Regions from separate parts of the Homo sapiens genome. Here region 2 is linked to region 1. Evidence: chromatin loops called from intact Hi-C (ENCODE). Cell type or tissue: endothelial cell of umbilical vein. All regions are shown on one strand. Links, peaks and the distances in the headings refer to the core of each region. The heading gives the core; the rest is flanking DNA. Region 1 overlaps LOC105378061 (a long non-coding RNA gene). Region 2 overlaps SYNE1 (spectrin repeat containing nuclear envelope protein 1).

Evidence for each region. Peaks named below come from ENCODE experiments on the same cell type or tissue, not always from the same donor. Only the 100,000 strongest peaks of a DNase experiment are listed, where the experiment ranks them.
Region 2: it touches region 1 in a loop (12-fold over the local background); 14 of 110 quality-filtered maps call a loop at or near these places.

Annotation. Positions count from the first base shown.
Region 1 is chr6:152,663,389-152,675,857 of GRCh38, forward strand. It overlaps LOC105378061 (a long non-coding RNA gene), which reads left to right. Exons shown (of 5, transcript XR_001744416.2): 3 at 4,211-4,292; 4 at 4,668-4,739. Among named protein-coding and RNA genes, the nearest start is that of MYCT1, 28 kb to the right of the region's middle. In endothelial cell of umbilical vein, for the core only: a CTCF peak has its summit at 6,719 (motif pointing left); DNase peaks (open chromatin) are centred at 6,693 and 8,033; H3K27ac peaks cover 2,098 bases.
Region 2 is chr6:152,480,668-152,493,136 of GRCh38, forward strand. It overlaps SYNE1 (spectrin repeat containing nuclear envelope protein 1), which reads right to left. Exons shown (of 146, transcript NM_182961.4): 12 at 7,729-7,836; 13 at 4,168-4,305; 14 at 2,418-2,582. Among named protein-coding and RNA genes, the nearest start is that of SYNE1-AS2, 85 kb to the left of the region's middle. RefSeq lists an enhancer at 9,882-11,081. In endothelial cell of umbilical vein, for the core only: a CTCF peak has its summit at 5,134; DNase peaks (open chromatin) are centred at 4,354, 4,934 and 5,044.

The DNA.
Region 1 (12,469 bases), core at 4,327-9,326:
TCTTCTTTCCAAGACATTTTCTAGAGTCATGTGTAGAGAGGAAAAAGGATATATTTGGACTTTATACGGACTGTTGGACACTAGCTCCAAGTTGATGTAAGTGCCGAAGGATTCAAAATGCTGTTTTGTTTCATCAATCAACAGGAGGTCTATAGTGGACAGATAATGAATGGAGTTTTGTCCCAAATTTGAAGTACATTCGTTCATTAGTCCATCTGTGGTTAGTTCTCCATTTCTGGAATGCATAACTGGAAAAGACATATGCAGCAACTTATAGAATCCCACTTTGGCTCTCTGACCTATGGAAGAAGGACCTTTATGGTAGGAAGGATCAAGCAGAAGCTACTGAAACTTTCTCTTCTTCAAAATAGTAAGCCCAAGAATTGCTTTGGATTCTGCCTTCAGACTTGAGAAATACAAGCTTGCTGAAACTTAGCACATTCCCATTTATTTTTTCAGAGATCTTGGTACTATGCCCATGTGGACCCTCCACCAAGCTTGGAGGTACCAGCACCAGCCAAGCAGGGCTCTTTACTCAGGGTTTGAGTTTTAGCTCTATGGAGCTGTTCTTTGAAACTTATAAGTTTTATAACTCCAATCTCTTTCCTTTGCTTCCTCAGCTTTAGGAGTGGTAGCTGCTTCCTGAAGTTGCACTCCCTGTGATTCCTTGGTGTTGGTGTTCCTTTTGGCCTTTCAGTTCTTTAATACTGAATAAAGGGCCTGACTCGATATATTTTGATGTTTGTCACCTTTCTTTCTTTCCTTTCTGCTCACCTGTGGGCAAGCTGATGAGAAACCCTGGGTGTTCCCTCCTTTAGTTCTAGAGGGAAGTTCAAACTATAGAAACTCTGCCCACACCAGAATTCTCACCTTGGCCCCGCCCCACCCTCTAAATATCACAAAAACATCTATTTGTCTTCTTTCTCTGTTTTCTAAAGACTTTTTGGACCTTTCTGGTAAGTTTGCCCTGCTGTTCCTAGAAAATCCCATGATGTGATGATAAACTTTTCTATACTGTCTTGGTGTGTGTGAGGCATCATCAGTCTTGACATCTAAACAGAATTTTGGTTGGGGGTCCCTCCTGTTTCTGAGAAATAACCACAACAAATACCTAGTTAAGAATTCTTTTTTTTTTTTTTTTTTTTTTGAGACGGAGTCTCGCTCTGTCACCCAGGCTGGAGTGCAGTGGCACAATCTCGGCTCACTGCAAGCTCAGCTCCGCCTCCTGGGTTGAGGCCATTCTCCTGCCTCAGCCTCCCCAGTAGCTGGGACTACAGGCACCCGCCACCACGCCCGGCTAATTTTTTGTATTTTTAGTAGAGACGGGGTTTCACTGTGTTAGCCAGGATGGTCTCAATCTCCTGATCTCGTGATCCACCCGCCTCTGCCTCCCAAAGTGCTGAGATTACAGGTGTGAGCCACTGCGCCCGGACAAGAATTCTTTATATTAAATTATCTCTGTTAAAATAACTGTGGGTTCCTCTCTCTTGACTGGATGCAAACTGATACAGTAGGTGAATTAAAGACTTCCATTCCTAATGTGTTTCTATTTTCTTTTTATTTCCTGTGGTTTACATTTTGCTTAATGAGTTCTGATGTGATATTAGTTGATAAACATCCCATAGCTGTCATAATTTCATTGTGTATTTCTCACTCTATAGTTATAAGATACTTTTCTGTTTTGTTTAATGCTTTTTTTTTTACTTTAATTTACCCTGTCTGATACCAAGAGTGTGAATTTGTTATTTTTGTTGTTAATATTTGCTTGGTACTTTTTTGCTTATTTAAAAATACTTCAAACTTTCAGAGTTATTCTATTTTAAATGTATCTCTTGTATACAACAGACTCAAATTTTGTTTTGAGAGTCAATCTGAAATTTCTTTTCATTAATAGATAAGTTTAGACTATTTGCATTTCTTCATATAAAAGATGTAGTTCATCTTTATTCTATCATGATAATTTGTTAATCTTGCTTGTTTGTGTGTATGTCTTTATTATTTCCTTCCTTCTGCTAAATTTGGGCTTAGTTCTTCTTTTTCTAATTCCTTGAGGTGTAAAGTTAGGTTGCTTAGTTCAAATTTTTCTTCTTTTTTATTATAGGTGTTTATGGCTATATATTTCCCTCTTAGTGTTACTTTTGCTGCATCCCTTAAGTTTTGATGTGTTGTGTTTCCATTTTCATTTGTCTCAAGGTATTTTTAAAATTCCCTTTTGATTTTGTCTTTGATTCAATTTCCACATATTCGTGTTGTTTATTTTGTATGTATTTGTGAATATGCTGATTTTCTTACTGTTATCGATTTCCAGTTTTATTCCATTGTGGTTGGAAAAGTTATGTAGCATGATGTCAATCTTCTTAAATTTGTTGAGACTTGTTTTGTAATTTAACATTATATATCCTGGAGAATGTTCCATGTGCACCTTTTCATCCTTTTACTTTCATTTTATGTGTTTCATTAAATCTGTAGTGAGTCTTTAGTAAACAGCACTTTACTGGACCCTGTATTTTAAATCTATTCAGCCATTCCATGCCTTTTGATTGTGGAGTTTAATATCTTTACATTTTAAGTAATTATTGATGAGTGAGGGCTTACTATTGCTAGTTCATTAATTGTTTTCTGTGTGTTTTGCATTTGTGTTGTTTCTCTCTTTCTCTCTTGCTTTTTTCCTTTATTATTTGATATTTTTGGGTGAGTGATTTGATTCTTTTCTCTTTATACTTTGTGTATCTATTATAGGTATTTTTTTCCTTTGTGATTACTTCAAGGCTTCCATAAAATATCTTATAGTTATAACCATCTATTTTAAATTGATGACAACTTAACTTGAATCACATACAAAACTCTACACTTTTATTGCCCACCTTCATACTTTGTATTTTTGTGGCCAGAGTTAATTTCTTTTTATATTGTGTCCATTAACAAATATTTATCTTTTAGCTTTTATATTAGGGTTAAAATAACTTATGTACCACCACGACAGTGTTACATTATTCTGTATTTGTCCATGTGTTTATCTTTACCAGTGAAATTTATGCTTTTGTATGTTATGTTCCTTGCAGAGTGTTTTTGTTCCAATTTAAAGAACTCCTTCAAGTATTTTTTGTAATATAAGTCTCCTCTGGCTTGCCATAGATATATATGTATTTTTTTTTTTTTTTTTTTTTGCTGAGAGATCCATTGATAGTCTTATAGTGATTTCCTTATATGTGATGAGTTGTTTTTCTCTTACTGCTTTTAAAGTTCTCTTTTTCCTTGATTTTTATTATAATGATTTGATTATAATGTCTTGAAAGAGTCTTCTTTAGGCTAATCCTCTTTGGAAATGTTGAGCTTCATAAATCTAGAGGTCTATTTTCTTCCCCAGATTTGGAACCTTTTTGGTCATTATGTCTTCAAATAACCATCTTTCCCTATTTTCTCTCTCTTCTCCTTCTGGGTATCCTGTAGGCATAAGTTAGTTCGCTTGCTTGTGTCCCATAAGTACTGTAGGGTTTCTTCACTCTTTTTCATTATTTTTTTTCTTCTCTGACTTGATAATTTCAAACGATCTGTCTTTGAGTTCACTTATTCTTTTTTCTGTTTGATTGGGTCAACCATTGAAGCTCTTTATTTTTTAAACTCCTTTCATTGAATTTTTAAACTCCACAACTTGTTTAGTTCTTTTTTATGATTTCTATCTATTTGTTGGACTTCTCTTTTTTTCATGTATTGTTTTCTTGATTTTGTTGAGTTGTCTATCTGTATTCTCTTGTAACTCACTAAGCCTCTTTAAAACAATTATTTTGAAGGCTAGGCATGGCGGCTCACTCCTGCAATCCCAACATTTTGGGAGGCCAAGGTGGGTGGATTGCTTGAGCTCAGGAGTTCAAGACCAGCCTGGGCAACATGGTGAAACCCCATCTCTACCAAAACACACCAAAATTAGCTGGGCATGGTGGTGCATGCCTGTAGTTCCAGCTACTCAGGAGGCTGAGGTGGGAGGACCACTTGAGCCTGAGAGGCAGAGGTTGCAGTGAGCTGAGATTGTGCCACTGCACTCCAACCTGAGTGACAGAGTGAGAGCCCACCTCAGAAAAAGAAAGAAAAACTATTCTGAATTCTTCATTTTGCAATTCATAGATCTCCATTTCTTTGGTGTTGGTTACTGGAAATTTACTATGCTCTTTTGGAGATGTTATATTTTCCTGATTTTTCTTGTTATTCAAAGGCTTGTCTGTGTATTTGATGGAACACTGACCTTTTCCAGACTTTATGAACTGACTTCTATGAGGAAAGATCTTCACATGCTGGTGAGTACAAGGATGCTAGGTGGGTGGGATGCACAAATTTTGGGGACATTTGCGGGCACCAGTTTCAGGGATCCACAGGGACACTGGTTCTGGGGGCACACAGTAGTGATGGATCTGATTTGGGGTGCATTGACATTTGGTTCAAAGGATATGGGCAGCATCAGATCCAGGGTGGATGGCATCAGATTTGAGGGATGGTTGTGCATGTGGTGGTGCCAGGGCAGGAGGGCAGGGCACAATGGCATGGACTCCGTGTAGCTCAATTAGCTGAGATCTGCATTGGCAAAGACTGTGGGGATTTTCTGTGGTGAAGGCTGTGGTTATCTGTGGCAGTGGTAAGGACCACGGTATCTTTCTATCCTCCTTTTTCACCAGGGGATGAAGTGGCAACCAAGAAGATTTCTCTTGATGCTGAGCTATGCAGGCCTGAGATATGAGGTTACACAGGTAAAATGCTTCCTACTGTTTTCTATGAGGCGATCCTCAGTTTTTGTGCTCCACGGGCTTGGTACAGCTTCTTTATTAGACTCTGGACCTCTCCCAGAGTTATTTTTGGCCTACGAATAGTGGTTAAGTTACTGTTTTTGTAGAAAGACAAGGGCTGAGATTGCCTACTCCACTATCTTGCTGATGTTACATCTACCTAACTCTATTTAGTATTTCCATAGTCTCTATATGTTTAGACAGTATCTATTGACTCTTAGATATGAGCAATGCAGATTTAGTGTATTTTTTCTTCTTTTCCTCCTATTATCTAGCCTACTTACAGCAATATCATATTATTTTTCTTACTGCTTATCCTTATATATTTAATAAATTTAAACTTAAATTACTTGGTTTATTAACTCTTATTTAAAGTTTGACAGAGGCTGCTCATCAAATTTGGTAATATTTATGGATTCATATTATAACTGATAACTTTTCAAAGGATTCCTGGAAATATCAATGGAGAGGAAAATTATGGCACAGTCAGGAATTTTTGCTCATTAGAGATGGTACACCTTCAAGATATAGAATATTACTCTTAATGAATCAAGGGTAGATATAGCATTAACAAAAATCAGGACATCTGGATTACAAATTGATTTGCCTGTAAAAATATATACTTTTGAGCTACTTAGTTAAATCTTTTTTCAAATCTGTAAAAATTTTTTTGTTATTATTATTACTCCCATTAATAATGCATGCCTGGTTTTCTGGATTCACCACAAAAATAGAACTTCCCTTTGCAGAGAAGGGGAAAACCATTCTTTCTGTTTTTTAGTATGTCAGAACAATGATAAGTCACTGATTTCATTTCTTATCCAGTTCCATCATTTTATAGTGACTAAAATTTCTCCTAAATTATGGATGTTGTTTGAGTTTCATTCCCACAATTTTGACTGGTTTTGGTGCTCTAATGTATTTTAGTGTTAAGTTTGGAAGAAATGCAACAAATACTGCTTGAGTATTTGGCCATTTTCTACATAGTACACAAGAACTTTAGTGCATTTATTTTTTACAAACTATTTTTACAAAATAGAGATAGGCCTATTCAACCTATCTCTATTGGGAGCTATAGTGTATTTTTTACTTCCATAAAGAGAAGAGCAAACTTTTACAGTTTTTATTATGTCTCCCTTTTTTTTAGAGTTTTAACTCTAATCAACCACAACATCAGCTGAAATTAAACACAAATCCTTATTATTCAACCACTTTTAGATGTCTAGGGTAATAATACTTTTCTGCTTGAATAGATAATAGGTTTCTTCCACATTTTAATGAATATGACTGATTCACTCATGATTTTAGATTATTATTGCTATATTCATATTAAGGATAACTCAGTTGACTTCAATAGTTGAATATTTAGCTGGTTCCATTAAACAAACTGACGAAATAACTGAAATATTTTTATTTTGAGTTTAAAATGGAAAACAAAACCTACTTTGCATAACTAATTAAAGCTAAAATTTTGAATTGCCTTTCAAGAAAAATAAAAAACACTTGAATATTTTTATGATACAATACATACATATTGAGGCTAAAGTTTCAAATGTAAAAACAACTAATTTTTATAGGACAATTGTATTAATACTTTATATTCATAAATTTTGCCATTGTTGAATCTTCTACATTGTTCAAAATAAGAAAAGGGTAAAGAGAGCAAGTAGACCAAAGAGATGTCTTGCTATGGGCCTTCAGATCTGAGATTTTTATAACATTGCACTTTTTAGCTACCTACTTATCAATAAAATCCTGTAAATCTGATAATACTTATACTGCCTCGTGATCATAATATACATAGCATGCCTGATGCAAACAACTAAAATAAAAAGTGTTATTTGCAATTGTAATAGAGGTGTCATAGGAGTTTTTAGGTTTACCTTTTGGCCTTAGCAATTATAACAGCAGAGATAGGAGGTTATGTATTGCCATCTTCTGGTGAGTTTCATTAACTCCTTGCAGTACTTAGATGGTGGATAAGGTTTTACAATAGGCTCTTTATATGACTGATTTTTCCAAACAAATGCCTTTATCAATAAGAATATATATGTTTATTAAACTAACAATATTAACAGTGATTGAAATAAAATTACCTGTTTTTAGACACAGATGGTTAAGTTTCAAAAGGCTGGGGTTGTGATAGTTTTGGTCATCATTGCATCCTCAGTACTTGATACTTTTATGCCAAATATGGGGATTCAATACACACATGTTGGGTTATATTAATAGGTCTCAATTTTATCTTTATTTGATCTTGACTTTACTTCCCCAGATCAAATGGAAATTTATTGCTGAGTCTGAGAACTCTGGGCTGTTTCAAAATTTTCTGCCCAAATTTTTCACTCTGCTTCTTGTTTCATCCAAATTCTGGATGTTAAAAAGCCCCAGTCTTATATAAAAGGGCTGATTTGCTTTCCTTTCCAAACACCTTATCTCTTCCAGTGTCCAGGTTAAATTCAAGCAGCTGGTTTTCCCCATGGAATATACAGGCAATGCCTGAGATCCCTCCCTAGCTCTGCAGCTTTATCACATTGACTCCTTAATTCTCCATTATGGAAGCTTTGGCCACAGTGACATGTGACTCTTCTGTTCTCCATTACTGTGTTATCCTTCATATATGCCCCTCCTGGCAATTGAGGCACATGACTTTACAGGAGTGCCTTTTTGTGATGAAACTTCTCAGAGAGTGCACATTTTGGTCGTCAAAGCCAAACTTCTTACCATGAACAATATATACTAAATCTGGAGGGATTAAATATCTAATTCATCTTACTCATATTATGTGTTAAAAACAGTGGCACTTCAGTTTAGAAGAACATGCATAAGGTTAAAAACACACCAGAAGTAGATGTTCTGCAGCAGTTTTGCCTTCTTTTTTTCTCTTTAATCTTTTAGATTTATATGCTTCTCTAGCACAGGAAAAATAATTTTATAGAAAAGCTGTTTCCTCACAGTCTTGTAGTAAGAAATCATTTTCCCTTCCCTATTTGATTGTGTCATTATGTTTTCACATATCTTTCTGGTATATTTCCAGGAGGAACTGTATCTGAGATTATTTCTTCCTTTCTATTCTTGCATATTTGTGTCCTTCTTTATTATCTCTGTCTTTTCCGCTTCATACCATTTAAAATTCTCGTTATCCTCTTCCTGACTCACTGATTCCTTTGTGGTTATATATTTTCCTATCCTTGCTTGGTCATTTCCTCACTATTCTGTGATTACTATGATCACAAACATTTTTGGTGTGATACTATGAAAATGAACTGAGCTTATAAGATACGTTTTCTAGAAAATAAAGATTCACCTTTTATGCAAAAGTATGACTTGTGTCTGTGACCACCGACAGCTTTACTGTCTTCTCCTTTGTTAATTAATAAAAACAATAACAACCATAAGTTAATACCAACTATGTGTCAGGCACCATAGGAAGCACCTTTACGTATGTTATTTCTGATATTTATAAACTTCTTATGAGGCAAGCATTTTGCTACCTCATTTTGCAAATGAAGGAACAAAAGCTTAGAAACAAAAAGTAGTATGTCCAAGGTCAGTCAGCAGAGTTAAGATTAGAATCTAGACTTATGTGAGTCTGAATTTTGTGTTCTTCTCATGAGGTTACAGAGCCTTTCAATACTATAGAAGAATATTTCTACTATGTCATTGCTATTTTACAGAATACGGATAACCTCAAATACGTAATACATAATTTCATGGGTAACTTAAAAAAATCTGGTGATTATAAAACAGCACTGTCCAGTAGAGTTTTCTGTGCTGATGGAAATCTGTATCTATGATGTCCATATGGCAGCTGCTAGTTACAAGTGAATGAAAGCTTGCTAGCTACAAGCATATGAAGCATGACTAGCATTACTGAAAAACTGAATTTTAATTTAATTTAGTCTTAATTAACTTACATTTAAATGGACAAATATGGCCACCGTATAGGATAATGTGGTTATAGAATAAACAAGCTTTCTTGTGATTGTTTTATAATTATTCCAGTATTATAGCATCACCGGCCCACTTTCAGGTCTTCCGTTCCGCTCAGCCACTTTGAAACCATTGTTAGAAGGACAGAAAAAATGAATTCTTGACTGTATCCATAGTAATGAGTGTTAATGGCAATCACTTTGAAATGTCAATTTCTAAGAGCAATATTATGGCATCACAATGTATCTTTGTTCATGTCTAGCTTCTTTTCACTTAATGTGAAAAAGGTAACATTTTTGTCTTTAATTGAGACAATTAGCATCAAAGTGTAATGTAAAGGGTTTCCTTTAACACCACTACTTCACAGCTTATTTTCCTTGTTGCAGAGCATCATTTCTTTCTGTCTGTATGTTCCGTGGTTATATGGTGCAAAGAGGCTGAGGTTATACCTTCTACACCCTGGGTTATTATCTCCATGTCAAAAATTACATGTTAACATGTACAGATGCTCTTGGACTTACTCCAATAAACCTATCATAAGTTGAAAATATTGGCCGGGTGCGGTGGCTCACACCTGTAATCCCAGCACTTTGGGAGGCCGAGGCGGGCGGATCACGAGGTCAGGAGATCGAGACCATCCTGGCTAACATGGTGAAACCCCGTCTCTACTAAAAATACAAAAAAAAAATAGCCGGGCGTGGTCGTGGGCGCCTGTAGTCCCAGCTACTCGGGAGGCTGAGGCGGGAGAATGGCGTGAACCCGGGAGGCAGAGCTTGCAGTGAGCCGCGATGGCGCCACTGCACTCCAGGCTGGGTGACAGAGAGAGACTCCGTCTCAAAAAAAAAAAAAAGAAATAAAATTTAAAGTTATGTAAAAATATAGACCCACACAATACATCTCTATCTTATTGTAAAGTGTCCCTTATTTGATTCTTTTCTATTATAAAATTAGTCATTATGTTACAAAAACAATCCTCTAAAAGCTCCCTTAAATCATGAACTCCCAAGTGTTATTAAAAGATTACCATTATTTTTAAGGAAGCATATCTATTGCCTGTATGATACACCTAAAATTAGTTTGATGAGGGTTAATTCAGGTTATAATAATAAACCAGAGTTGTTTCAAGCAATAGTTTGCACTTCAGAGTGTTTAACACAATCTCAGTTAGGAGATGAAAAGTATTTGGAAATTGAGAACTTTGGATTTTTGGGGATTCATTACCCACTAATGTAAACTGTGTGTGATAAAAAAAAAAAAATCACTCCCAGTGGAATACATATCCACTGATTACACACACACTTTCAAGGATATTTCTCTACTGTGTCCTTCCCTGGAATTCCTCTCATAAGGGTGTGAACCAAGTAAGAGGAAATGAGTCTTTAATATGCTTAAAAACAACTACTTCAGCACTGGCTTGCATTTTGCTTTCAAAATTTCAATGACCAGTAAGAGACAGAGAAGAGACTGATGGAAGCAAAAGTCAGAGGAAAAAAAATTCATTATTATATTTACTATGGTACCTTTCCAAAGCTCAGACAGCATTTTTATTGATGACAAAAAAGTACATTCTGTAGACAACGCTATTGGGAACATTTTGTATCTGGACGATTTATCTGAGCCAGTTAGACATATGCTTCTACATGTCATCAATTCCCCTGGAACAAATTGGTATAATAAAGACGTATTTTTTCTTCCTATGGGAAAACGCAAACTATCTTCTTTATTGTTTACCTACATTTTTTCAAGGTAAAATTATTTTAAATTATTCAAAAGCATTAAATCATGCTACTATTCCCATGTAAAAATTAATAATATATGTTCAAATGTAACATTTACTGAAAACATTTTCTACCGTTGTTTTACTGTTTCCTTTTTCTCAGTTTCTACTAGTCATTTAATTTTCAGTGCTATTGCATAAATATAATTTCTACAAAGATACTGATTGAGACATTGAATAAACCCGTTTTGTCTCTGTTAAAGTCCACTACCATTGTTTCATTTTAAATAACTATCTTCTCATATTAATAGCCTGACATTTAAAAAATACACAAGAACTCACTATAATTAGATAATAATTACCATAAAATTAGGTCAAAATAATAGCTAGAATAGCTTAGAGATTTTCTAATACAAATTCTTTCATAAGACATTAATAATAGGACTTTGTGTATATCAGGCACTAATTACAGCTGCTGTATACTGACCTAATGATCGAAATGCTTTAAATGGGTCATTTCATTAGATCACTTCTCAGTTCTGTGTGATGAGTGTTATTGTCACCCCTATTAACAAATGAAGAAATTTAAATTCAGAGAAGCAAACATGGAGGAAAGAGTGGAAGGAATGAAAGAAGGAAATCAGTTGGCAAAGAACCAAGGATGTAAAATGCCAGTGATGTAGTCAAGACACGTGCCAGCTCCTAAAACAAGAATATAAACAGAATATAAACAGAAAAATCATAAATAGTGGTAGGCTGCTGGAAAACTTACTAATAACAGAATGCAAGTTTTAGCTAAAAACTAATTTTTGTTTATTAAACTTTAAGTTCTGGGATACATGTGCAGAATGTGCAGGTTTGTTACAGAGGTATACATGTGCCATGGTGGTTTGCTGCACCCATCAACCCGTCATCTATATTAGGTATTTCTCCTAATGGTATCCCTACACTAGCCCCCCAGTCCCCGACAGGCCCCAGTGTGTGATATTCCCCTCCCTGTGTCCATGTATTCTCATTGTTCAACTCCCACTCATGAGTGAGAACATGTGGTGTTTGGTTTTCTGTTCCTGTGTTAGTTTTCTGAGAATAGTGGTTTCCAGCTTCATCCATGTCCCTGCAAAGGACACGAACTCATCCTTTTTTATAGTTGCATAGTATTCCATGGTGTATGTGTGCCACATTCTCTTTATCCAGTCTATAATTGATGGGCATTTGGGTTGGTTCTAGTCTTTGCTATTGTGAACAGTGCTGCAATAAACATACGTGTGCATGTGTTTTTAGAGTAGAATGATTTATAATCCTTTGAGTATATACCCAGTAATGGGATTGCTGGGTCAAATTGTATTTCTGGTTCTAGAAACTTGAGGAATTGCTACACTGTCTTCCACAATGTATTCGAAGTTCTGGCCAGGGCAATCATGCAAGAGAAAGAAATAATGGGTATTCAAATAGGAAGAGAGGAAGTCAAATTGTCTCTTTTTGCAGATGACATGATTGTATATTTAGAAAACCCCATCATCTCAGCCCAAAATCTCCTTAAGCTGATAAGCAACTTCAGCAAAGTCTCAGGATACAAAATCAATGTGCAAAAATCACAAGCATTCCTATACACCAATAATAGACAGCCAAATCATGAGTGAACTCCCATTCACAATTACTACAAAGAGAATAAAATACCTAGGAATACAACTTGCAAGGGATGGGAAGGACCTCTTCCAGGAGAACTACAAACCACTGCTCAAGGAAATAAGAGAGGACACAAACAAATGGAAAAATATTCCATGCTCATGGATAGGAATAATCAATATCATGAAAATGGCCATACTGCCAAACGTAATTTATAGATTCAATCCTATCCCCATCAAGATACCATTGACTTTCTTCACAGAATTAGAAAAAACTGCTTTAAATTTCATATGGAACTGAAAAAGAGCCAGTATAGCCACGACAACCCTAAGCACAAAGAACAAAGCTGGAGGCATCATGCTAATTGACTTCAAACTATACTACAAGGCTACAGTAACAAAACAGCACGGTACTGGTA
Region 2 (12,469 bases), core at 3,131-8,130, 180 kb before region 1:
TAGTAGAAGTTCCTACCTCAATGAAAAGATCATTCTAATATTCACCTTGAACCTGGCCTGAGCCCCTGTCGCTGCTTTTTACCTTTATCTCTTTATTACATTCCTTAGTTTTCTCTTCAGTCTAGTCCTTTCTGGGTTTTTGTTTGTTTGTTTGCCTCAGATAACCATTTTCTCCAACTCCTGCCCCTCTCTCTCTCCCTGATCCACTTCATTTCTGGTTTCTATGCTTTGTTCACTAGACTTTGGCAGAGAGATTGTTCTAGCTGTATTCTTGGGGGTTGGCACAGGGTGTCTCTCTCTCACTGTCTCTCAAGGGAGCTAGAAGGGCTCATGAAGGGCCTGAAATCATATAGCCATTGAAACACACAGATAGCATGTGCATTGGCCAACTTAGGACTCACTCCCCCGTAGGAGATACTACTGTCTATAGTGTGCCTTGAATTAATATTTCTACAAACTGTTATAATTAACTAGTAAATAGCAGTTACATTGTCTGGCATTTTCTCTGTGGTGGGACATTTAAGTCAAAGTTAAAGGTATTATACAAAGAACAATTGTGTAGATGCTTCTCAGACCTCTAGATTGGAGGCACCACAAACGCCTGGACCTCGTCTGTGCCCCTCACCTGTTGCCCTGGAGCTGAAAACCTGCACATAGTAGGAATATTTGCTACCATGCCTATTTGCTGAATTAACGTATTTAATTCTCAATAAATATACATTCTACATTTCATTTAAAATTCTAAGTTGACTTCTTTAGTATCAAATATTTACATCAATTAAAATAGTTTCATATGTAGGTAACAGGTACACTAGAATCCTAATCCCCACCATTATGTAATATACTCATGTAAGAAACATGCACATGTACCCCCTGAATCTGCAATTTAAAAATAAATAAATAAACAAATGCCAGTTAAGGTAAAAAAATAGTTTCAATTAAGTTTTCCATGAAAAAATTATTGTGTGTTATATATGCTTAGTTGCTAATTTGCTAAAGATGTTATTGTTTGTGTAATACTATTTTCACACTTTTCTCTATTTTTAATATACTGGGGTGATTCAAAATTGACATGGCCCAGGAAACTGATTCAATCCCAGGAAAATTCTTGTGACTTGATCTCGTATGAGGCCTGAACTCTGGGTCCCTTACGGCATAGCTGCCCCCACTTTAGGGCACTAAGGCACAGATAAGCAGGCCCCGCTTTTATTTGTGAGTATCTGCACAGATGAAGAAGACCCCAAAGTCATGCTTGCATCTGAGAAGCCAAATGACAGAGAGTTCAGTGTGTGTGTTTGTCTGCGTTGGTGATTGGGGGAGGAGAGGAGCTAAGAGATCATCAGCAACTTTAAAAGTGTCTAAAGGCACTGAGTATCAGAAAAGGCCAAGAGGAAATGGAGGCAGGACCCTGAGTGATGGCCTCTGCAGATCATCAAATCTTGCCGTGGCCATCTGGTTTGATGAGCTTGTCTGAGGTTGAGTCTGTCAAGTTGAAATGGCCAAGATCGGCAATGGCATCACATCTCTGTGTCTCTGTATATCTAGCTCCAAAAGTAAAGCCCCAGAGAGGCATAAAATAATAAAAGGCAATAAAATCTGTTGTAAATTTGCTTTATGATCTTGTCTAGAATACAGGACAGTGTATTTCCTTGGGGTAATTTTTCAAAAATATCAATAATTTGGCAGAAAATATACATGGGCTATACATTGCCCATGTGTAGTCAGGAGTAGAAATCTCTATTTTTCACATATGCAGGAATACCCCACCACATTACAGCAAATGAAGTATACAAATTCAATTGCATAAAATGCAAGATTGCATTAATGTGATGTTAATGAAAAACGGCATTTTTAGTTAGGCCTGTAATATCACAAAACACAAAGAGGAAATATATTGGAAATTATACCATATACAACTGATCATATACTAAGTTTAAAACATCCCAAATGACTAAGAGACCATCAAAGCCTAACCCCACCACTTCCTACAGCCTCCATTCCTTCTACCCCCACCCCACAGCACCAAGACATAAGAACTTCTGCCTGCCTTCCTTTGAGAATGGAGGCAGAAATGAGGTCTGGAGCCAATGGCCGGCCACATTATTATGTAAATGCATACCATCTATGCTTATCTTTTGAAAAATAATATATAACAACAGAAATAACAAAGATAGCTGCAGATGAAAAAAATACCACACAGGTATGGAAAATATCTCAGGAAGTCAACCCACTGGAACCGTCATTAACCAGTGTAAGAAAGAAACAATCAAATTAGAGAACTCTAAGAAGGTGTGACGTCTCCGATCATGTAGAATTAATATTTGGGGCGTCCCCGCCAGAGCAGGTTGTAACTAGGCTACCTCTCCAGACCACAGTAGGGCTGTTATGCTGCAAGGTTTTCCAACCAGAATTTTTACCTTATGTTGCTCAAGTTTCCGTTGTATCGTGTTTGCTGTTTCCTCGTGGACCTGTTGAACGGTTATTTCCTCTCTCAGGGCCACCTCCGCTCTGTACAGCCAGGCACCTATGGTGCCCAGAGGTGCAGGAAGAGATTTATCAAGCTGTATATGCCAGTCAAAGAGCTAAAATTTAAAAAGCAGAAAAGTAAAATATCTTTAATACAGATGGCAATTTATAAAATTGCACCCAAATAATAGTAAAGCATACATAAAGCTTTAAGTTAATGATTTCAGGCTAAGTTAATAAATATCAAATAAGCAAATGTCTGTGTTCTGAGTTTGACACTTTAGGGATGGGGAGAAAATTACAGTTAAAAGCAAATTTTGAAGAAACTGAAAATACATCTTAAACATGGAAGAATATTATCAGAAGTGTAAGCAATTTTCCTCTTACAGGAGTAGCATGAAGCACCCACTGATTTTCAGTGTGGCTTTTGCTGAAAGGGAAGGGATCAGGTTTGGTGACATGCTTGGAGGATGCAGCAGTTATACACCTGGCACATGTGTATCTTGGTCGTCGGAATGAGAATCCCATTAAAACCTCCCACGTGATCAGAACAAGTTCAGAAAAATGAGGATTATCTAAGCAGCTCTGGACAAAGATGGGTTTAAAGGATTCTTTCTATAATCCTATGATTGTCTACCCTTCTCTCCATCTCTTCCATTTTACCCAATTCTCAGACACATTTCCTAGCTTACTGGAAAGCCAGGTGGGATGAGTTGAGGTGCTTAGGAACTAGCCTATTCTTTAATGGAGTCACTAGAAAAAATGAGACTATCAAAAAAAAAATTAGGCTGGGTGCAGTGGCTCACTCCAGTAATCCCAGAAATTTGGGAAGCCAAGATGGATGAGATGCTTGAGCCCAGGAGTTTAAAACCACCCTGGGCAATATAGTGAGATCTCATCTCTACAAAAAAAAAAAAAAAAAAAAAAAATTAGCCAAGTATGGTGGTACATGCCTGTGGTCCCAGCTACTTGGGAGGCTGAGGTAGGATGATTGCTTGAGCCAAGGAGGTTGAAGCTGCAGTGAGCTGTGATTGTGCCACTGCACTTTAGCCTGGGTGACAGAGCAAGACACTATCTCAAAAACAAAATAAAATAAAGTAAAGAATATATGGTAAGTTCAAGACAAATATTCTTATTAGTGATAGAAGTGTTCCAGGGGTTTGAAATCTTGGCCTTTAAGCATGAAGAATATGAATATGAAAGATACTGAGCAATTTTCCTTCAGATTCATGATCAGATAAAAAAAGATGCTTGAATTAAAGAATGCAAAACTGTATGTCAACACAGGAAGGTCATTAACTGTTGATGAAACATGATTTTAGAATACAAGAAGTTGCTGTGGCTCTACTCTGGAGAATCTGCTACAAGACCAGAGAGTCACCTCTTCTAAACCACCCAGAAGGAAGTTGTGTAAAGTGTGAAGTGATCCAGATGGTCTCAGGACTTTAATCTATCATCTAGTTAATTGCTGATATCACATAGAGGGAAGCCAAGGCAAGAAAATAGCTGTTAAACCAAAGACTTCCATTAACTTACAGGAAAACTAGACAAGGAGGCAAAGATTCTCCCATAGTTAAGTCTTTCTAGCCTCAGACAGAGGCAGTAGAACCTGTTGCCATACCACTGTGTAGAAATAGATGATGAAAAATATTCTTTTCTAAATTTATTAAGCTCAGTATAACTAATTGTGGGAGAACTTACCCTGGAGGTCACTCTATCCCAAGATTGTTTTACCAATGCTTGGTCAAGTGACAATTTACCGTCTCTGTGTAATGGTTGTATTAAATGTTCAATCTGTTTCCTCTTCATTTCATATTGAACTCTGAAGTGCTTAAATGACTAAAAGAGGAAAAACAGCAACAGTATGGCAATGAGTCAAAAAAAGCAAAAGCAAAGGAAAGCACATTTCCTAAATAACAATCTTTTCTATTTGGATAACACTCAATATATGTTGTTGATAATAATAACGGTAGTTATGATACTAATAGCAGCTGTCATTCATCAAGCCCTGACATAGCTTGACCCTGTGCTAAGTGCTTTCTTCATATTATCCTCTCTGGTTCTCTCCATCACCCTACACATGCATTATTATTCTGAAGCCCAGAAATGACTTATCAAGGACAAGTAGTAGAGGTAGGACTAAAGCCTAGGATTTCTCATTTCTAGTAAAGTAATTTGTGTACCAGTATATGTTTGTCAGGAAATCATAGTAAACAGGAGTATAAATCTTAGCTAATAATCAAGATAGTTGCTTTACTTCAAGTACCAAACAATTTACAAATAGAAATTGCATATATCAAAATAATGCAGAATTAAAGCTGTCTAGATTTGTGTTTAAGTAAGCCTGCATAAAGAGGTTTACTTTAGGGGACCATGTTTACATGATAATCCTTTGCTTTAATTTCATGGTATTAAAATATTAAGTATATCACAGTACAGTTGACATCAATGTATTATATGTAGACTTAACTATAAGCTTAATGCTAACATTAAAACAATTTTTAAAGTTTTATATTTTACATTAACTAAATTAACCCATCCTAAAATATGACTCCAAATCTAAACATAAAATGAAAAGATAATTAAAATGTGCAATTATGTTACAGGAGAATGGCCCCACAAAAGTTAGCAGATAACACAACTAAAAGAATTTCAAAATTATAAACAAACATGTAAATTCACGTGAAGAACACTGGGGGGAGATAGTGAACTAGAATTTTATCTACAAGGTTTTCTTTCATTTTCTCTAACTGAATGGAATTTTAAAAATACCAAAACATAGGCTGGGCACGGTGGCTCACACCTGTAACCCCAGCACTTTTGGAGATCGAGGCGGGCGGATCATGAGGTCAAGAGATTGAGATCATCCTGGCCAACATGGTGAAAGCCCGTCGCCATTAAAAATACAAAAATTAGCTGAGCATAGTGGCGCATGCCTGTAGTCCCAGCTACTCAGGAGGCTGAGGCAGGAGAATCGCTTGAGCCTGGGAGGCGGAGGTTGCAGTGAGCTGAGATCACGATCATGCCACTACACTCCAGCTTGGCGACAGAGTGACACTCTGACTAAAAAAAATATTAAAAAAAACAACAAAAAAATAAATTTAAAAAAAAACAAAACATCAAATCAACTTTTAAATTTTATTCCACAGGATTCTGAGTGAAAAAACTGGAAAATGCAGCATTTGCTACAGATTGAAAGAGATTTAAAATGCTGATTACAGAATGTAAAGATGAAATGAAATTTTCCCTAAATTCAGATTTCAGAGAGACTCTAAACCCATTTTTATGAGACTAGTGATCACCTTCGGGCTGAAAGGAGGATTTCTGTTTTCTGTTTTCCTAAGCCTTTGTTTCCCTCATGAACTAGCATCTGTATAACAGATAGCTTTATAACTTGGAATTTATTTTTTGATAATTGGTGCCAAACCTAAACCTCATCAGTGGACTAAATAAGTATATTCACTCTGTTCTTGCAATTCTTTTCTCCATTTACTGGCTTAATCATTTTTTAATGGATCTCAGCCCAGAAAATTTTATTTTGGGGAAAAAAGCTTACACTGAATTTCAAAGCAAAAGAGTACATGCATATTAACCACATATTTATTGCTTTGCTAAGTTTGACAAATATAATATTGATGCTATCATCCACCTAAATTCAGGCATATTTTAAAGATACAATTATATAAAATCACTAATGCCATAGATAAATCTTTTGTCTACCATGTTGAAGTTCTCACTTCATTTGACCTTTTTCTGTAGCAGAAATGACTGAAATATGATGTCGAGTAGAATATATTACAGAATATAATTCAGAATATACTATATTTAATTTTGCCACTAAAAGGGACTGATGTTTTACATTGGGAAAAATGATAATGCTGCATCAAATAAATCACAATTTTTATTAATTTTTATTTTTTCTCCAACTTTTATTTTAAGTTCTAGGGTACATGTACAGGAAGATTTGTTACATAGGTAATCATGTGCCATGGTGGTTTGCTGCACAGATCAACCCATCATCTAGGTACTAAGCCCAGCATCCATTAGCTATTCTTCCTGATGCTCTCCTTCTCCCACTCCCCCACAGGCCCCAGTGTGTGTTGTTCCTCCATGTGTCCATGTGTTCTCATTGTTCAGCTCCCACTTATAAGTGAGAACACGCAGGGTTTGGTTTTCTGTTCCTGCATTAGTTTGCTGAGGATAATGACTTCCAGTTCCATCCATGTCCCTGCAAAGGGCATGATCTTGTTCCTTTATATGGCAGCCTAGTATTCCATGGTGTATATGTACCAGATTTTATTTCTCCAGTCTACATTGATGGGCATTTGGGTTGATTCTGTGTCTTTGCTATTGAAATCACACTTTGTAAATGGGAATAAACTGTGTTTTGTGTCTTGGAAGTGAAAATCAGAAGCAGAAGTCCAATTAATGACACTGTAGTCAGACTGGAGAAAAACATTAACTCTGAGCTCAACTTGAATGCAATGGTGTTGGACTAGGCAGGTCGCAGTCGAAACTGATCCCTTTAATGGACCCTCCAATACTCATGTTGCAATCCTTTGTTAAATTCAGTTTATTTTATACTAATTTTCAATTTGACTCAACTCTTTGTTCTTGGTAGATTTTTGGGTTAGGTGAGATCTATAAGATCATGAGTTCTGGCCGGGCATGGTGGCTCACGCCTGTAATCCCAGCACTTTGGGAGGCCGAGGCAGGTGGATCCCGAGGTCAGGAGATTGAGACCATCCTGGCTAACATGGTGAAACCCCATCTCTACTAAAAATACAAAAAATTAGCCAGGTGTGGTGGTGGGTGCCTGTAGTCCCAGCTACTCAGGAGGCTGAGGCAGGAGAATGGTGTGAACCCAGGAGGCAGAGCTTGCAGTGATCCAAGATCACGCCATTGCACTCTAGCCTGGGAGAGAGAGTGAGACTCCGTCTCAAAAAAAAAAAAAAATCATGAGTTCTATAAACACAATGACTCTGCATTTGTTTTCCAAGTCATCTATAAGACTGAGTTATGGAAAAGTGATGAAGCCTCAGTGCTCCATATATAGTGTGGACACAATGCAACTTAAGACTATCTACATAAGTTAGAAATACAATTATTAAATTATATGCAAACTTAGGGTAATGAATGTTATGTCTTTAAAGACTTTTCTCATTAATGTAATTTGAAGCATTAAATGGAGATCAAATGACATATATAAATATTAGTCAAAAATAGCTTTTGAAAAATTCAAAAATCTTCTCCATACAATACCTGATATTTATCCTGTAAATTTGATTCCACCATCTGTGCTCTTGTCAAATCTCTCTCAAATTGTTCTATCCAAACTTTCATTTCCTTAAAAATTACTCTGTCTTCTCTCTGGAAATGAGGAGACATTACAATTTTATTAGTATCTGTGCATTTATTTAATTGCTGATTAATACTTGACTGATTCTAGAAGAGACTTAATATTTAGTAAGTCCCAACTGTCTCTGAAAAATTTCCTTTCTCCTTACCCCCACCTTTAGGACAGTAAGAAGCAAAAGTTAACTCTAGAAAAGTATCTTAGTTATCTTATTGAATAACGAAATTAACCAACTCCATTTTTTTTTTGCCAAGTAACGCTAATTTAATAAAGAAAATGTGACCAGGAGGGAATTTCCTAAGTACACAAATAATAAGAGTAATAGCTGGAGTAGAAACACAGTCCTGTGGGTTGCTTCCTACCCAAAGCCATTGGTAACCCAGAAGACAGTTCTAGATGGGATTCATTTTGACTGAATTTGAGGAGTTACACCCAGAATACCATTGGGTGACTTGTCTATATTACTATTTAAACTGATATTAGGTATTACAATCTCCATGTGGACAGAAAACACATTTATCTTGTTCAACACAGTATTCCTAGACCCTGGGAACATAATACCTATTAGAGATTTATCAAGTTATTTGGTGAATAAATGTATCCAGGTCACCACTCATCTCAAAAATGAAAAATAAAATTGGGATTTTCATACTTATTTTCACAAATAATGACAAGGGCCATTCTATAATAGCACTGATTTAGTGAAAATATCCTAACTTTTCATCAAGATGTAGTGTCTCATAAGAATGCCAAGTATTCATAATCATACCGTACATGATTTTTCGGCATTTACAAAATGCAACTCCAGCATCTCACTTGCTGCTGACAGTGCTGTGACACAGGTAAAATGACTGTCCCCCTTGGCAGGTGATGTTTCCGAATGGAAAGAATGCCATTTATGGAGGCAGGCTAAACTGGGTTTCAAATTCTGGCTTTGCCATGCATTAGCTCTGTGAGCTTGGTGTGTCTTTTTTTTTTTTTTTTTTCGTTAACCTCTCTACTGTCATACTACAGGATGTACTAAAGGGTGTGTTAAATCATCACGGACCCTTTCAATTGTTTTGCTGAGAATTAGAGGTAATCTATGTAGCATGTCCAGTACAGAGGTTGTCACATTCTCATGATCCATGCCTTCTCTCACTTTCTTGTCTTGCAAAAGCAGTTGTCTTCTGCCTAAACACTTACCACATTTTCCCTTGGATAATGCCTTTTTCAGAACTCGGCTCAGGCACAACCTACTCTAGGAAGATTTTCTAACCCAGAAGTCTGAGTGAGGGCATCTGTTTCCTATGCCAGTGGTTCTCTCACTTAGTACACACTAGAAATCATCTGAGGGGCTTATAAAAACACAAATTGCTGGGCACCACCCCCAGAGTTTCTGGCTGAGTGGATGTGGGGTAGAGCCAAAAATCCGTATGTCTAAGTTCCCAGGTGAATCTGATGCTGCTGGTGAAGGAATCATATATTGAGAACACTTCTCTATGATCCTGTGACAACCTCAGCGCTAATATTCACCCAAATGCATTATATAAAGTCAGCCCTCTGTTTTCTTAGATTCAATCAATAGCAGATTGAAAATATTCAGAAAATAAACAATAAAAATAACAATACAGCAATAAAGATAATACAAACAAAATACAACACAGTATAACAGCTATTTAAATAGCATTTACTTTGTGTTAGGTATTATACATAATCTACAGATTAAAGTATATGGGAGGATATGTGTAGGTTATATGCAAATACTACACTATTTTATATCAGGAACCTGAGCATCATAAATTTTGCTATCTTGGGGGTCCTGGAACCAATCACTTGTGAATATCTAGGAACAACTACACAAAATCCTTGTCAGGCCTCTGAGCCCAAGTCTGCACGTATATATCCAGATGGCCTGAGGCAACTGAAGAACCACAAAATAAGTGAAAATGGCTGGTTCCTGCCTTAACCGATGACATTCCACCATTGTGATTTGTTCCTGCCCCATCCTAACTGATCAATTGATCTTGTGAAATTCTTTCTCTGGACAATGAATCTCGGAAGCTCCCCATTCAGCACCTTGTAACCCCTGCCTCTGTCTGCAAGAGAAAAACCCCCTTTGACTGTAATTTTCCACTACCCTCCCAAATCCTATAAAACTGCCCCACCCCTATCTACCTTTTTCGGACTCAGTCTGCCTGCACTTGGGTGATTAAAAAGCTTTATTGCTCACACAAAGCCTGTTTGTTGGGCTCTTCACACGGACACACGTGACATTTGGTGCTGAAGATCTGGGACAGGGGGATTCCTTCAGGAGACCAGTCCCCTGTCCTCACCCTCACTCCATGAGAAGATCCACCTATGACCTTGGGTCCTCAGGCCAGCCCAAGGAACATCTTACCAATTTCAAATCGGGCAAGCGGTCTTTTCACTCTCTTCTCCAGCTTCTCTCGCTACCTTTCAATCTCCCTGTCCTTCCAATTCCAGTTCTTTTTCCTCTCTAATAGAGACAAAGGAGACACATTTTATCTGTGGACACAAAACTCCAGCGTGGGTCACGGACTTGGGAAGACAGTCTTCCCTTGGTGTTTAATCACCGTGTGGATGCCTGCCCTGATCATTCACCCACATTCCACTGGTGTCTGATCACTGTGGGGATGCCTGCCTGATTATTCACCCACATTCCACTAGTGTCTGATCACTGTGGGGATGCCTGCCTGATTATTCACCCACATTCCACTAGTGTCTGATCACTGTGGGGATGCCTGCCTGATTATTCACCCACATTCCACTAGTGTCTGATCACTGTGGGGACGCCTGCCTTGGTCATTCACCCACATTCCCTTGGTGGCAAATCAATTGTGGAGACGCCTGCTTTGGCTGCTCACCCACATTACAGCCCAGGGCTGCTCACCACCCCCTTCTCTGTGTCTCTACCTTTCTCTTTAAACTTACCTCCTTCACTATGGGCAAGCTTCCACCCTCCATTCCCCCTTCTTCTCCCTTAGCCTGTGTTCTCAAGAACTTAAAACCTCTTCATCTCACGCCTGACCTAAAACCTTACTGCCTTATTTTCTTCTGCAACACTGCTTGGCCCCAATACAAACTCAACAATGGTTCTAAATGGCCAGAAAACAGCACTTTTGATTTCTCCATCTTACAAGACCTGGATGATTTTTCTTGAAAAATGTGCAAATGGTCTGAGATGCCTGACATCCAGGCATTCTTTTACACATCAGTCCCTCCCTAGTCTCTGCTCCCAGTGCGACTCATCACAAATCTTCTTTCTCTCCTGTCTGTTCCTTCAGTCTCCACCCCAAGCTCTGAGTCCTTTGAATCCTCCTTTTCTATGGACCCATCTGACCTCTCCCCTCCTCACCAGGCTGCTCCTCACCAGGCTGAGCCAGGTCCTAATTCTTCCTCAGCCTCCACTCCCCAGCCCTATAATCCTTCTATCACCTCCCCCTCCTCCCACCCTGTCTGGCTTATAGTTTTGTTCCACGACTAGCCCTCCCCAACCTGCCCAACGATTTCCTCTTACAGAGGTGGCTGCAGCTCAAGGCAGAGTCAAGGTTAACCCTCCTTTTTCTTTATCTGACCTCTCTCAAATCAGTTAGTGTTCAGGCTCTTTTTCGTCAAGTATAAAAGCCCAGCCCAGTTCATGGCCTGTTTGGCAACAACCCTTAGATGCTTTGCCGCCCTAGACCCAGAGGGGCCAGAAGGCCGTCCTATTCTCAATATGCATTTTACTACTCAACCCACTCCCAACATTAGAAAAAGCTCCAAAAATTAGATTCTGGCCCTCAAACCCCACAACAAGACTTAATCAATCTCGCCTTCAAGGTGTACAATAATAGAGAAGAGTCAGCCAAGCGGCAACTTATTTCTGAGTTGCAATTACTTGCCTCCACTGTGAGAGAAACCCCAGCCACATCTCCAGCACACAAGAACTTCAAAATACCTAAACCACAGTGGCCAGGCATTCCTCCAGGACCTTCTCCCCCAGGATCTTGCTTCAAGTGCTGGAAATCTGGCCACTGGGCCAAGGAATGACCACAGCCTGGGATTCCTCCTAAGCCATGTCCCACTTGTGCAGGAACCCACTGGAAATAGGACTGTCCAACTTGCCTGGAAGCCACTCCCAGAGCCCCTGGAACTCTGGCCCAAGGCTCTCTGACTGACTCCTTCCCAGATCTTCTCAGCTTAGCGGCTGAAGACTGACACAGCCCAATCACCTCGGAAGCCTCCTGGACCATCACAGATGCTTTAGGTAACTCTTAGAGTGGAGTGTAAGTCCATACCCTTCTTAATCAATACGGAGGCTACCCACTCCACATTACCTTCTTTTCAAGGGCCTGTTTACCTTGCCCCCATAACTGTTGTGGATATTGATGGCCAGGCTGCTGGGCCCTTTAAAACTCCCCCACTCTGGTGTCAACTTGGAAAACAGTCTTTTATGCCTCTTTTTTAGTTATCCCCATCTGCCCAGTTCCCTTATTAGATCAAGACATTTTAAGTGAATTATCTGCTTCTCTGACTATTCCTGGGCTACAGCCACATCTCATTGCTACCCTTTCCCCTGTTCAAAACCTCCTTCATGTCTTCCTCTTGTATCCCCTGCACCTGAACCCACAAGTATGAGACAACTCTACTCCCTCCCTAGCAATT